Regions from separate parts of the Homo sapiens genome. Here region 2 is linked to region 1. A link is a loop called in an ENCODE intact Hi-C map of the cell type or tissue named here. Cell type or tissue: prostate gland. All regions are shown on one strand.

Region 1 (8,000 bases):
CTGAAGGCTTAGTTCTGGGACCCTTGTTCTTCTGCATCTGAGTCCTCTTTTGGTCATTATGGACCTAGGTGTTCACCTAGAACATAATCAGTGCTCAATGAAGGTATGTGAATGAAGATAATAGTATCAACAGGATAAGATTATTGTGTGAATAAACAAAGAATGAATAATACAGCTACTTTTTCATGAGTACTTGCTATGTGCTAAGCACTTTTTGTGTATTATAGACTCCTCCCAACCATCCTTTGAGTTAGGAACTTTTTTTTTTTTTTTTTTTTTTTTTGGAGACAGGGTCTCAGGTTGGAATGCAATGGCACAATCTCGACTTACTGCAACCTCCGCCTCCCAGGCTCAAGCAATCCTCCCAACTCAGCCACCTATGTAGCTGGTACCACAGGTGTGAGCCACCACTGCTGGCTAATTTTTATATTTTTTGTAGAGACAGATTTTTGCCATGTTGCCCAGGCTGCTCTCAAACTCCTGGGCTCAAGCGATCCCCCCACCTCAGCCTCCCAAAGTGCTGGGATTATAGGTGTGAGCCACCATGCCTGGCCAGAACTTTTATTATTACCAATTTATAGAAGAAGTTGGGTCTTAGATGAAATGACTTGCCTAAAGTCACACATAATACGTGGATGGATTTATTCTCACTTTGGTCTTCCTGACTCAAAATCTGTTCTCAGAATCACCAGATTGAGATCATAGGTAGGAAAGGGCTTTGTAAGCTGCAAAAGGCAGTGCTACCACATCCCGGCACATAGAATGGCAATTACACATAGTAGGTGCCCATAAGCATTTTCTGAATTGAGGCAAGGTGGAAGGGAAGCCCCAAGCCATATAATACCATCACCTGAGGAAGGAAGCAGCAACCTTGAGGTCCTTGAAAGACAGCCTTCTACCCTATGCCAAATCAGCTCATACAGGACCCATTAAAGCAGACATTGCCCAGAAGTTGCCCAACATCTGTCTTTCCTTCTTCAATTACATCTATTAATTGGGTTAATAAATGCACAGTTATCCCAGGAGCTGGGGATTGCCTAGCTCCTAAATTACCTCCCGTCTAACAGGTCTGGGCCTGTTTCCTAAGTTGGGCATCTTCTCAAGTTACTAACACGGTTTTAGGTGTTTTACCGTGTCTTTAGAAATGCCTGAGAACCCTTAGAATAAGCCAGATTTTAACCCCTCAATACACTGAATTCTACAGCTAGCCGTATTGCCTGAACATCCTAACTCCATATACTGAAGTTTCAATGGGATTCAATTTAAGAATCTTTGTTACCGGCCGGGCATGGTGGCTCATGCCTATAATCCCAGAACTTTGGAAGGCTGAGGTGGGCGGATCACCTGAGGTCATGAGTTCGAGACCAGCCTGGCCAACATGGTGAAACCCCATCTCTACTAAAATACTTAAACTAGCTGAGCGTAGTGGTGTGCACCTGTAATCTCAGCTACTCAGGAGGTCGAGGCATGAGAATTGCTTGAACCTGTGAGGCAGAGGTTTCAGTGAGCTGAGATCACGCCACTGCACTCCAGCCTGGGTGACCACAGAGACTCTGTCTCAAAAAAAAAAAAAAGAATCTTTGTTACCAAGAGTTCCAAGAGGGAGGGAACACCACATGGCAAGGCCATCTGCACCATCATTCAGTTGGCTTCGAGGTCACTGCTGGGGTACCTCCCAGGTATGAATACCGTCTCTTTCCTACAACTTAACCCTGTCTCATTTTCAGACATTTAGTTTGGGTGGGGTTCAGCCCACCCCCAGCTCTAGAAGAGAGGATTCTGATTGACCAAAGTCAAAGTATAGCCTTGGCCATGCTAATTGGTTTGCAGATCAGCCCCTGACCTAATTTGGGCCAGGGTGCTTTCTGCGGAACAGTAATCAAAATGAACTCGGCCTGAAGAGGGGCAGTTCACCAAGTAAGTTTGGGAAATCCTGTAAACAATATTCCCTCTTGGGGATTTTATTTTCTCAAGAACCTTACACTTCAATTATCCTGTCTCTCCCCAGATTGTTCAACTAATGATTACTGTGGTTTTAAACATGCCTAAGTGTTCTGATTTTTTTTTTTTTAAAGAAAGAAACCTACGTGAATTCCTCATCTTCTCCAGCTTACCGCCACCTCCTCCCTTTCCCAGCTGGAGAATTGTCTGTGTTTCCTCCTTCCACTTCCTAACCTCCCATTCGCTTACGTAACTCCTCCACTGAAATAGCTCTGAGGTCACCCATAACCTTCATGTTGAAGGTCACATGCACAACTTTCTTTTAAATTTTTTTTTTTTTTTTTTTTTGAGACAGGGTCTCGTTTTGTTGCCCGGGCTGGTCTCAAACTCCTGGGCTGAAGCACGAAGCACTCCTCCCTTCCCAGCCTCCCATAGTGCTGGGATCACAGGCATGAGCCACCTTGCCGGGCCACATGCACAGTTTTCAAACTTCACCTCCTGTAACTTCCCAGTAGCCTCTGGTGCTTTGGCCACGTCCTCCCTCCTTGAAGCACTCTTTCCCATTGGCTTCCATGACATCATGTGACTCTCCTAGTCTTAATCCTACCTCTACGCTCCTTCTCTGGGTTCTCTGGAGACTCCTTCTCCTCCACACACCTACTAAACGATGGAGTTCCTTGAGATTTGGTAGCAGGTTCTTTCCTTCTCTAACTTTGCCCTTTTTCCTTAGGCAATTTCAGCCATGTTCATTTCTTCAGTTACCAGTGGCCTCAGCCCTGGAGCTGGCAGATGGGGACCTGATGATCAGGGAGGGAAACTGTTTCCCTGATGATGGGGGAAATCAGGATACTGTTACCAAAAGAAGGAGAAGGGCTGCTGAAAAGTAGAGAGAAGGAAAGAAAGAAACAGATGGGCATTACGGGCATCCTGAGTAAGCTCTGGCAAGTGAATGAAACAGACTTATTTGTGGTCTCAGAAATTTCTAGTCATTGAAACCTTAAGCAGGACTGAGTACAGGCCAAAAAAAAAAAATGCTGATTTCCTTTGAAGACAGAAAATTGTGTGGTTTGTAGAGGAGGCAGCCTCAGCTAGACAGCTTAGATCAACTTTTTCCAGCCTTCAGCATCTTGAAAGTACATGTAGCAGGGAGCAGGGAGGTGGACAGACCACTAGCAATCCACTTCTTTTTAATGCATCCCCAAAGTCTTCAGTGCCAAGAGGATACTTTACTCTGAGGTTAGACACAATCATCTCAGGGTTTTTGCTTTTGCTTTTCTAATAGGTACCTGGGAGAACTCACAGCTGCCTTCTGCTGGACCAGAAGTATTTGTATCCTGACCATCTACGGGGTCTTGGTCAGAGTTATGGAAGGGCCTCTCACATGCAGGCCAGCTGTTGGAGTTTTTATATGCATATTTGGGAAACTTCACGTTTAGTGTATTAAGCTGGCCAGCCAGTCACCCACCAGGGTTGGGCTGGACTCTACAATGTGTCTAATGCTGACTCTTCCTTTAGATTCAGCATAATCACCCTCTTATCCTGGTAATATCTCTGACAGTCCCCTCAAAAGCTGGGTTTGGGACCCCCTGTTCTGTGTTGCCATGGAAACTTCTACTTTGTGTACCTTATCAGATCACTTTTCACTTGGTCCCTACTGCGCTATGGCTCCTTGAGGCAGGGACTGTGAGTCATATCACTAACAATTAGCATGGAACCTGGGATATGGCACAATATGAATGAAGCCTGTCAAATTGTGAGCCAGAGAACCTCCAGTCATCCAGGATGCAAACCTCAGCCATCCTCTACTTCTCCAAAATCCTCATCTCTCATTCCAGTCAGACACTGCAGTGTTCCAAATGAAGCTAAACTACATGCAGAACTGACATAGGACCTGATAAAGTGGTAGGACTTGAGAAAAATCTAGTGAAAGGCTGGAATAAAAGATCAGAGCAATGAACAATTGTAAAATAAATTTAAATATCTTTATAATAATATCAAAAAATATAAAATACTCAGGAGATATAGATATATATATATTTTTTTTTTTTGAGATGGAGTTTCACTCTTGTTGCCCAGGCTGGAGTGCAATGGCATGATCTCGGCTCACCGCAACCTCCGCCTCCCAGGTTCAAATGATTTCTCCTGCCTCAGCCTCCCTAGTAGCTGGGATTATAGGCATGTGCCACCATGCCCGGCTAATTTTGTATTTTTAGTAGAGACGGGGTTTCTCCATGTTGGTCAGGCTGGTCTTGAACTCCCGACCTCAGTTGATCCGCCCACCTCGGCCTCCCAAAGTGCTGGGATTACAGGCGTGAACCACCGTGCCCGGCCACTCAGGATATATTTAATGAAAGATGTACAAGGCCTGAAAACAAGAAAACATTGCCAAGATAAATTAAAAATCTAGATCAATAAGATGTACCCTATTTATGGATTGGAAGATTCAATATCATCAAGATGTTCATTCTCCTGAAAATGTACCATAAATTCAATGCAATTAAAATCACAATCCCGGCAAGTTTTTGTATATAAACTCACAAACTGATTCTTTTTTTTTTTTTTTTTTTTGAGTCAGTGTCTCACTCTGTCACCCAGGCTGGAGAGCAGTGGTGCAATCATTGCTCACTACAGCCTTGACCTCCCAGGCTCAAGCAATCGTCTCACCTCAGCCTCCCAAACAGCTGGGACTACAGGCACATGGCACCACACGTGGCTAATTTTTACAATTATTTTTAGTAAAGATGAGGTCTCACTATGTTACCCAGGCTGGTCTTGAACTCTTGGGCTCAAGCAATCCTCAGCCTCCCAGAGTGCTGGGATTACAGGTATGAGCCACTGTGCCTGGCCTGATTCTAAAATGTATACGGAAATCCCATGATAGTAGAACAATCTTTTTTTTTTTTTTTTTTTTGGGATGGAGTCTCGCTCTGTTGCCCAGTCTGGAGTGCAGTGGTGCAATCTTGGCTCATTGCAACCTCCACCTCCTGGGTTCAAGCAATTCTCTGCCTCAGCCTCCCGAGTAGCTGGGATTACAGGCACCTGCCACCACGCCTGGCTAATTTTTGTATTTTTAGTAGACACGGGGTTTCATCATCTTGGCCAGGCTGGTCTTGAACTCCTGACCTCGTGATCTACCTGCCTCGGCCTCCCAAAGTGCTGGGATTACAGGCGTGAGCCACCGTGCCGAGACAACAATCTTTTTTTAAAAAAGAGCAATCTTTAAAAAAGAACAATCTTTTAAAAAGGTATATGGAAATCCCAGAATATTTAGAACAATCTTTAAAAAGAGGGAAAAAGTTAGAGGGCCTACACTACCTGACTTCAAGACGTAGCTATAAAGCTATCAACCCAATGTGGCATTGACAGAAGGATAGACACATACATGAATGGAACATAATAGTCCAAAAATAGACCCACATGTATATACAGTAAAATAATTTTTGACAAAGGCACCAATGTAACAATGTGGTGAAGAACAGTGTTTAACAAAAATTCTGGGACAACTGGAGATTGTTTGTTTGTTTATTTACTTGTTTAGAGACAGGGTCTTGCTCTGTCACCCAGACTGGAGTGCAGTGGTATGAGCTCAGCTCGCTGCAGCCTTGACCTCAACTGGGCTCAAGCAATCCTCCCACCTCAGTCTCCCAAGTTGCTGAAACTACAGGAGTGCTCCACCATGCCTGGCTATTTTTGTTTGTTTGTTTGTTTTTGGGACAGGATCTCACTTTGTCACCCAGGCTGGAGTTCAGTGGTGTGATCTTGGCTCACTGCAGCCTCGACCTCCTGGGCACAAGCGGACCTCCCACCTCAGCCCCTGAGTAGCACTGGGACTACAGGTGCATGCCACCACTCCTGGCTGATTTTTGTATTTTTTGTAGAGACAGGGTTTCACCATATTGCCCAGGCTGGTCTCAAACTCCTGGACTCAAGCAATCTGTCCGCCTCGGCCTCCCAATGTGCTGGGATTACAAGCATGAGCCACCACAGTGCCTATTGTTTTTTTTTTTTTTTTTTTTGCATTTTTTATAGAGACGAGGTCTCACTATGTTGCCCGTGCTGGTTTTGAACCCCTGGGCTCAAGGGATCCTTCTGTCTTCTCCTCCCAAGATCCATTTAGAAAAAAATGAATCTTGACCCTTACCTCACACCATAGATAAACATTAACTCAATGGATCATAGACATAAACATGAAGAGCTAAAACTTCTAAAAGAAAACAGATGAGAAATCTTCAGAACATTGAGTTGGCAAAGATTTCTTAAGATACAAAGAGCACTAACTAAAAAAGAAAAAAATGATAAATTGGATTTGATGAAAACAAGAAAATTCTGCCCTTCCAAAGATACCATTTAAGAAAAAGATTTCAGAGCTATGTAAAGCATTATTTAAACATACACAGGACATTAAATTTTTTATAAGAAAAGGCATTCTGTCTATAAGTTTCAATCCTTCCAAGTAAATAAACATACATATCAGCTTAATATTTTTGTTTAAGTGAAAAAATGGAGTGTATAGCATAAAAGGACCTTTGTTGAGATTCTTAACTCCCAAGACCAGACTAGACCTGATGACCTATTTATCTGAAGCAATCAGTAAGGCAATCAATGGCATTATAGTCAGAAAGACTCCAGATTATGGTCTGAAAGAAAAACAGAGGTCAGAGAAACGATGTTGAGTATCTGGTCCAGCTGTGTAAAGTGAGACTATAAGTGGGGAAAATGAATCACCAAGCCTGAGGCTTGGCAGATTGGGAACAAAATGTAAAGGGGGAAACTGAGGGGCACAGAGAGTTAGGATGATTGAGCAGAGAGTCCCAGAGCAATGTCAATGGTGATAGGGCCTATTTCATAGCTGCTGCCTCTTTGCAGCTTAAAACTGCCACACTGGATCAGACATATGTGACCTAAGATCCTATAAGATCTGGCTCAGCTTAAAATCTGTATCTGTCAAGAAAAACTGACTGCCAGTGATTTCTGTCTGTCACACACCATTGCTTGGACAACTGCCATTGCAGTTCTCTTGGGCTTTAATCTTTTCTATTTTTTTTTTTTTGAGACAGGGTCTTGCTCTGTTGCCCAGGCTGGAGTACAGTGGCATGAACATAGCTCACTGCAGCCTTGACCTCCTGACTGAAGCAATCCTTCTGCCTCAGCCTCCAGAGTAGCTGGGACGACAGGCATGCACCACCACACCCTACTAATCTTTTAATTTTTTGTAGAGACAGGATCTCCCTATGTTGCCCAAGCTGGTCTCAAACTCCTGGACTCAAGCAAGCCTCCTACCTCGGCCTCCTGAAGTGTTGGGATTACAGGCATGAGCCACGGTGCACAGCAAGAGCTTTAACCTTAATGACCATTCATTCTCTACCCCACATTACCTACAACTGATACAGGTATGCTAGCATTAATAAGCTGCATGATTACCTTTTCCATTTCGTCTTTCTGGGCACAAACATAGTCATATGGTCATGTGACTGTGTTTTAACTAATGGAATGTGGGCGGAAGTGACATGTGCCATCTCCAGGCATGGCGATAAAATGGCCCTTGTGTCCTGTCGCACACTCTTTCTTTGTTCATCAATAAACTGAATGCAGAGGACCTAAGGGAGGACTCCAAGATGGAAGAAGCCTGTATCTGTTTCCATGGTAGTCGCTGAAAACACCCAACCAGACTGTGCCTTTGGGGGCAAGTAAACCTTTATCATAGCAGTAAGCCACTCAAAGTTGGGAGTTCTTTGTTCCATCAGCTAGCATTACCCCCAACGACTTCAGGTCTGAAGAGCTCCTATGATAGCTTTCAATATAGCAGGAAGTGTTTGGGATGATAAATCGAAGCAGGATTTCCAGCCAGGTGCGGTGGCTCACGCCTCTAATCCCAGCACTTTGGGAGGCCGAAGTGGGCGGATCATGAGGTCAGGAGATCGAGACCATCCTGGCTAACACTGTGAAACCCCGTTTCTACTTAAAAAAAAAAAAAAAAAATTAGCTGGGCCTGGTGGCGGGCGCCTGTAGTCCCAGCTAGGCGGGAGAATGACGTGAACCCGGAAGGCAGAGCTTGCAGT
Region 2 (8,000 bases), 110 kb before region 1:
AGAGCCCATCTTTCGGGCAGACTGGGGGCCTGCAATTTGCAAGAAGCCTGTAACTCACATTTCTACTGGCTCACAGACGATAGCATTTCAAGCTGTTAGTCCTGAAGCCAGGGTAATTGTAGCTGAGGGAAATATCATAACATTAACCAGAATATTCTTAGTGGAAGGGGCACTCAGAACACACTTAAGAGCTTAAATGGAGGCCATTTGAAAAAAGACAGATGGACAGGAATGCCTAGATTTCAAAAGTCAGGACTTTCATTTCCCTCCGAGAAGGCTTTTTGTTTCAGCTAACAGGTTTCAAACGGTGCTGCTGGCAACGGTCACACCATAAGGATCTTATTTAAGCAAACCATCAAACACAGTCAGGATGGAAATCTGTGGACAGAATCAGAAGACCTTGAAGTTTCATATCGAGAAGAGGAGAAAGAAAGACATACTTTCTGCCTCCACACCCCAGGCTCCTCTCTAAAGGCCTGAGATCCCCCAGAGCTGGTGGTAGGGCCTCAGGAATGCAGGTGGGGGACAAAGGGGTGACCTGGAAGGGCTGCAGGTACCAAGTCTCCCGCAGAGCCTGGCCTAGCCACGGACCTAGACATGATCCCGTCCTTCCACCAGCTCCTGCAGAACAGCTGCCTTACACAGTCAACTGGAGTTTTTAGGTGGAAATAATAAATATAATAATGATGTTGATTAAGCAAGACCAGTTCAAGGAACACCTCCTCCAGGAAGCGTTCCCTGAACTGCATGCCGGGCGAGAATACTTCTCCCTGCCTGCTCCCTGGTCTGTCAGACCACTCACCATCTTCACTGGACTTCTCTCTCTAAGGGCTGGTCCACCCACTTCATCAGTGGCTCCCTGGCTGGGCAATGTGGCTCACACCTGTAATCCTAGCAATTTGGGAAGCTGAAGTGGGAGGACTGCTTGAACCTAGGAGTTCGAGGCCAGCCTGGGCAACAAAATGAGGCCCCCATCTCTACAAAAAAAAAAAAAAAAGGAGAGAGAAAAAGTCAAAAAAATTAGCTGGGGCTGGGCGCAGTGGCTCATGCCTATAATCCTGACATTTTGGGAAGCCAAGGCAGGAGGATCATTTGAGGTCAGGAGTTCAAGACCAGCCTGGCCAACGTGGTGAAACCCTGTCTGCACTGAAAATACAAAGACTAGCTGGGAGCGATGGCGTACACCCGTAATCCCAGCTACTTGGGAGGCTGAGGCAGGAGAATCTGCTTGAACCCAGGAGACAGAGGTTGCAGTGAGCTGAGATCGTGCCACTGCACTCCAACCTGGACAACAGAGTGAGACTCTGTCTCAAAAAAAAAAAAAAAAAAAATTAGCTGGGCATGGTGATACATGCCTATGGTCTTGTGCAGGGGGCCATGTTCGCATCACTGCACTACAGCCTGGGCGACAGAGCAAGATGCTCCCAAGGACAGCACCTGGACGCCATGCTGTGACCAGCAGTTCCAGGCACAGAATGAGCCCTTCAAGGATGAATTTGATCGGCCTCAGGGCTGTATCACCATCTATATGCTGGGACATCTGCAGCCACATCCCCAGCCTAAACCTCTCTCCTGGAACTCCACATGGTACATCCACAGCCTACCTGGTATCTCCACTTTGATCTAATGGGCCTCTCAAGCTTAAAGTGTCCCTATGCCTGCTCCTCCCCGAGTCCTCCTCACCTCAATCAACAGTGGCTCAGGTCCGAAGCCTTGTAATCACCCTTCACACCCCACCTCCTCTTCTTCCATCCCCACCTACCTGCAGAGGCCGCTGGCTCTACTTTTAAAAGTGACCTCAAATCTCACCACTTCTCACCATTTCAACTCTAGTCTGTGGTCTGAAGGAGGGCAAAATATAATCTCTACCTAATTTCCATTTAAAGCCAGGAAAGGGACATGATTATAAAACTGTTGTCTAGTCTCTTATAAGTCAGTATTAAACTTTTTAAGTATATGACAATGTCTGTGCCATTCAACATTTCACGTGTGTTACTTCTTTTATCCCCCCAATAAATAACCCTGTGCTAACTTTTATTACCCTCAGCCTGGCCTTCAAGACCCTGCCAGACCTGCCCTGGCCATGCCTCCTCCCTCATCTCCGCCCCCACTGCCCTCCCCTCACTGCCTTCTCCACCTCTGGCCTTCTGCCAGCTCCATCCTGGTGAGCTCATCACCCAGGGCCTCAGCACCCAGCAGGCTCTTCCCCAGACCTGGACCTTTTCATCCTCCAGTTCCCACTTGTGGGAGAGCCTTCCCTGCCTGCCCGTCCTCTCCCTCCCTCCCACTGTCCTCTTTATTTTCTTCAGGAAGCATTCTGTTGAGTAAAGAAACACTACTATTTCCGTTTTACAGATGACAAAACTAAAAGACCAGCGACAATAAGTGATTTGTCAAAGTCCCATTGACACAGGGAGCTGTGCTGGTTTGAAGCCCACACTGGCTGACTCCTGATCATTTTTCCTGCTTTGACTTCCCAGAAGCCTTGCCCCATCTCCAAAGAGAGCATCAGGGTGAAGCTTCAAGACAACCCTGGTTCTGTGGTCTCCAAATAAACCTAAAGCAGGCTGTGTTCCTCTACCATTCTCCAAGGCAGTGACTACTGCAATTCATCATGGAAACACTGGGCCAGTTTAAGGATTCCCACTCTTAAAAAATAGAGGTATAACTCCTACATGCCCTTAAAACCCAGCTCAGACATCACCTCCTTCAGGAAGTCCTCCTGGAGTTGACCATGGCCTCTTCTGTGCTACCGTCCCACCCTGAACAGACTTTGCACTGGCTGTATGAATCACATCATACAGTTACCAGTTACCCAATGTGTCTCCTATGCTAGACCTGGTGATCAGACACCCAGGGCAGGGACTAATGTCAACTTAGTTATTTACAGCCTTGGGCGAGGTGACGGAAAGAGAGAGGAGAGTTGTGTATCTGACAGAGCTGCGTTCGTAGATCCCTTACCACAGAGACCCTCCCAGCCCTCAGGATCCCCATCATATGCGCACCCTGTACACTGCCCTCCGCAGGACTGAATGCAATTATAATAGAACAGTTGTTTTTGAACAACATCCCTCTCCCGTTAGACTGGAAGATCCATGAAGGCAGGGGGCCTTTGGTCCGCTGCTCTATCTCTCATGCTTGTGGGTGGCACTCTTCAAACGTCTGCTGCATGATTGGAATAACAGATGGAACGATGAGAAGAATGGGGAGGACAAGAGAAGAAAGGAGAGGAGGGCAGGGAACAAACGGAAGGAAAGCTGAATGGGCTGCCAGCTGCCCAAGTCCAAGGTCCCCGTGCTCTGCAGCAGGTACCTACGGCAGCCCGCGTGTGCCTGCTGTGCCTGCTGCATCCCCGGGGCATGAGCTCACCTATAGGAGTCCCCATCTCTGTTGTAGTCACACAAAAGGTAATCCTTTCCCACCACCTTGTCTCTGGCAATTTTCAGTGGCTGGTCAACAGAAGACAGGAGATCCTCACATAGACTGGGGACCTGGCAGAGAGAAAGGACAAGGTCGAAACAGAGGTTAAAACAGCACACCAAACTCAGGTGGCTAACAATACTGCAGCCATATTGTGGTCAGTACCTTTAACATCTGGCCCTGGGCACTGAGACAAAATTATGGGCCTGTTCTTTTCTTTTCCACATGTGTCTGACACCAACTGTGTCCCTCTATAAAGAAACCCATTCTTGAATTACAGTGGAGCGTGATTTCTAATACAGTCTTCCTTCCAAAAACTGTGTGCAGCTTTAATTACCTGGTCACCAGGGTGGCCTAGTAAATTTAAGTGTGTATGTGCTTGGTATTGGTCTCTGGTGGGCAAAGTACAAGCTGAAGTCCCGAGAAGAAGGTAAACATTTCAAATACACAGGAATCTAAAGAACTCGGAGTAGAAAAACTCGTCCGTGCCGGGAACTCCCACAGGCTCCTATGCTGGGTGGAGTCTCCAGTACTTTCCAGGCCCCTAGCCAAGTGTTACCAGTTGGCTTGTAGAGTCAACTCTATCTGCTGCAAAGAGAGCTTCACCCCGGCTCCCCCACAGCACAGAGCCCCAGTGGGCTCACCTCCGGCTGGCCTGCCAGGGGGCCGCCTCACCAAGAAAGATGACCCCGCGGTCGGGGGCTGGCAGGACTCAAACTCTGGGCCAATGTTGCGACTCTGACACAAGGCTCTGCAAGTAACCAGGCCACTGGCCTCCTCCTCCCAACTCAAACATCAATTTCTACCAAAATATCCCAGAAAGGGATGGCAGCACTTTCAGAAATGGATTCCTTCAGGCCTGAGTCACTTCCACGCTATATTTTCAATGTGCTGACTTATTTGTTTCATGGGCCTGGGTTTATGGGGGCTCCACCATATCGTTTACCAGGAAAGTGCCTGCCAGTTGCACCAATAACCCTTCCCAGTGGAAAAATTCCATCGTATGGCAAAGACACCAGCAGAGCAGCTCAGCAGACGGGCTGACAGCGACAGTGGTTCCTGTGTTCTTCCAGAAGGCCCTTGCCACCATCCAAGAGACAGGCAGGGACAGGGAGTCCCACCACCACAGGGACCACCCAGCCTCCACGGGCTCCTCTGCTGCCCCTCCAGGGTGCTTTAGAACTCAGCTTGGAAAGCAACGCCCAGCACAACTAAAGGACTGTAACCCTGCCTCATAACTCACAGAAATTCTGGCCTTGGTGAGATGATCTGTTTCTTATACAGGGGACAGTACCCAAAGAGATAGACATACACCACCAACCCCTGTGTACAATGTGCTGGGCTTACAGGTGTGAGCCCCCAGGCCTGGCCTGTACCTGTGCTTGTTTTCAGAATTCTTTCTCCATGTGTATCTGCCCTTTCCTAACAAACATAATAAAAATGGGGGCTACTTTCAAAGTTGGTTTTGGTGATAATATCATGCACCTTACCATTTCCATGTGCCTGCCATGCACCACGCACTATGGTAGAGCATATTGTTGACTTGAAAGCTCACACGCATTCTGCAAAGTGGGTATGCAAAGCCCCATTTTACAGATTAGAGTTGAGGCCGGGAGCCATAAAGTTACCCAAGGGCCACACAAGAAGCAAGCAGTGGAGACAGAAAACAAAACCAGGGCCAGATGAGTCCAAAGTCCCTACTCCTCCTACTCTAACTTTGGTTTAATGTCCAGCTAAGGGGAAGGACAGTGCATGCTAAAGGCACCCTCTGGTGGCAAACAGCCCTCTCCTAGCCCCAGCCCTGCTTAGCTGTGGCCACAGAGCCCTTCAACTGGAAGGAAGTCCTGGCTGAGGAAGGAAGGTCTAACAGCTTCCACCCGAGGCCATCTGGGACCTGAAAGAGGCCTTGCTGTGCTGCCACAGCCAATGAAGCCACCTCACCTAACACATCATGCCTGTCCCTAAGCATCTCTGTTTATAATGCTGGGATGCTGCCTTGGCTTATCTGTTGGGCCTCAACTTTTGCCTGGAACCCATTCTCTCTGGTTGGAGTCCTGACACCATCAGCTCAATTTTTCCTCAATTACAGTAGAGACTGAGCAAACAGGGTCTGAAGTTAGACCTCCTGACTCCGCTGCGTACAAGTAGCCTTATGGCCTGGGTAAGTCATTTTACTTCTCTACTAAGACTTGGTTTCCGTACCTGTAAAATGGGGATAATAAAACCAACCCATCTGGGTGCCCATGCCCATGTGATTTTGAGGACCCACATGACACAATGCATTCCGTGTTCAGGGCAGAGCCTGGCACAGGGAAATGCACGTATGTTACTGCCTGACACGTTCAGGTTCCTTTCCCTTCCTTTAGACAATATCATCTGTCACCTGTTACTCTCAGATGGCAACAATAGCCTGGATCATACCTGAATTCACTGTGCTGCTTCAGACACAGGGTACAAACGTACCTGTGAGGATCCGGTGCTTCACCCCAGTTCCACCTGGAGCCAGCTGTTTCCCTTCTCCTGCCAGGCACACTGCTTGCAGCTAAGTCCCCTCAACGTAGGAAAGCTCACAAGAAAATAGGGTTTGGTATAAAAGAGGCTTGACTCTACTCCTATCCAAGAGATTCATCTATGAATCGAAAGCATCTGAGTAATCTCTTCCTAGCACTTAACACCAGGTGGAGTATTTTTTCATTGATCAGTTATCTGTATCCCTCACTAGAATGTAAGTTTTACTGGGGCAAGGACTTCGATCTTACTCACTGCAGGATTCTCAGTGCCTGTGGCTGTGCCTGACACACAGCAAATGCTTAATATATTTGGGAGGAAGGAAAGAAAGGAGGGAAAGAGGGAGGAAAGGAGGAGTTTTACAACACGGAGCCTCCCAAACTCCAATCAACTTTACTTTAAAATTAATAAATTGGCAGGTAATAGGAATCTTTAGCAAAAGCACTTGTCCAGAACTAAATCTGAATGGATGCTGATGACAAGTTTCCTGTGTGGTTCCAACCCAGCACTCTCAGATATGAACCATGGTATGGTGGGAAAGCACTGAACAAAGAGAACCGGAGCTGTCATGAAAGCCCTGGCATTTTTTATTAACATATGACCTCAAGGAGCCACAGCATTGGTGGAAAGAGTGAGAACTAAGAGACCTGGGTTCTAGCCTCTGCTCTGCTGTGAGCTGGCCACGGAACCTTAGGCAAAGCCCAAGACTGTTCATTTGTCAAACACAGTAGATGAGCTGCACGGAGACAGACCACCCTTGAAGATCTGTGATGGGACTTCTGAAAGCCAGTATGCCAGGTACTAACCAACCCCAGAAAAACATACATTTAAACTGGAACTCAAAAACTGGCACTGCTTGTCCTACAGTGAAAAGCCTCTGGGACTTGATATGGCCAACGGACTCCACCCAAGCAGGCACCATTTTTGCCTTTTGGATCAACTCTTAAGCTGGGCCATAGTTTTGGCCATATTTCCATCAGCGCTGTTTCTTTTGATCAAAGATAATCTGCTCTGGAATAATAACATTTTCGTTGTCATGGGGAATGAGAAATGTGGAATAATACATGGTGTGCCCACAGACTTGGACCACAGCAGCTGCCCAAAGGTGCATTAGTCACGACCTGGCACCATCACTGATCCCGTCTCATACCCACGCCGTCCCTCCACCTCTGCCCGAAACTCCTCAAACAACCACACGGTCCCATTCACCACTCCCTGAACATGCACGTGCATTCCCCCACTTAAACATCTTCCCCATTGAGGGTTGCTGGATAAAACAGAGGGAGGCCAGTTCAGTCTGAATTTCAGATACACAATGAATAACATTTTAGTATGACTACTTCCTAAAGGTTACATGGGTCGTGTGTTTTTTTTTTCTCAATGAGATGGAGTCCAGCTCTGTCACCCAGGCTGGAGTGCAGTGGCGCGATCTCGGCTCACTGCAAGCTCCGCCTCCCAGGTTCATGCCATTCTCCTGCCTCAGCCTCCCGAGTAGCTGGGATTACAGGTGTGTGCCACCACGCCCAGCTAATTTTTCTATTTTTAGTAAAGATGGGGTTTCACCACGTTAGCCAGGATGGTCTCTATCTCCTAACCTCATGATCCACCCACCTCGGCCACCCAAAGTGCTAGGATTACAGGTGTGAGCCACTGCGCCTGGCCAGGCCATGTATTTTTATTTGCTAAATCTGACAGCCAATCCCCACTGCTCTCTTAAATCTTACTGATCCTTCAGGGCCTGGCCCAAACTCCAACTTCTTTATCAAGATGTCAAATTCTTCAGAATTCCTGCAGTAACACTAATATCAACTGAATCCTAAATGCTTTGGGGATGGCTGTTCTAATACTGCCAATGACTTTCACCTTACTCCTTCCTCACCACTTAGCATTTTTCATTGTGAATTGACTCCACACCTACAGAGGCCAAGACAGGCCCTCCAGCCTCAGCGCAGCATCACGCCCGCTGCAGCAGGGATCAGTCAATGCATGCTGATTCCATGTAAGTGGATATTAATCCTGTGGTCTGAGGCCATATTACAGAACCAGAATGAAGGCAGTGTATCTCTGTAATC

What was found. Hi-C counts contacts between places; a loop is a spot of excess contacts. Peaks named below come from ENCODE experiments on the same cell type or tissue, not always from the same donor. Only the 100,000 strongest peaks of a DNase experiment are listed, where the experiment ranks them.
Region 2: it touches region 1 in a loop (2.2-fold over the local background); 56 of 110 quality-filtered maps call a loop at or near these places.

What each region holds. Positions count from the first base shown.
Region 1 is chr1:19,493,033-19,501,032 of GRCh38, forward strand. LOC105376819 (a long non-coding RNA gene) reads left to right here and starts at 7,189. Exons shown (of 4, transcript XR_947020.3): 1 at 7,189-7,331. In prostate gland, no CTCF peak of the experiment used is centred here; no DNase peak of the experiment used is centred here.
Region 2 is chr1:19,382,136-19,390,135 of GRCh38, forward strand. CAPZB (capping actin protein of muscle Z-line subunit beta) reads right to left here. Exons shown (of 9, transcript NM_004930.5): 3 at 3,370-3,491. Among named protein-coding and RNA genes, the nearest start is that of SLC66A1, 74 kb to the left of the region's middle. In prostate gland, no CTCF peak of the experiment used is centred here; DNase peaks (open chromatin) are centred at 2,159 and 3,946; H3K27ac peaks cover 4,763 bases.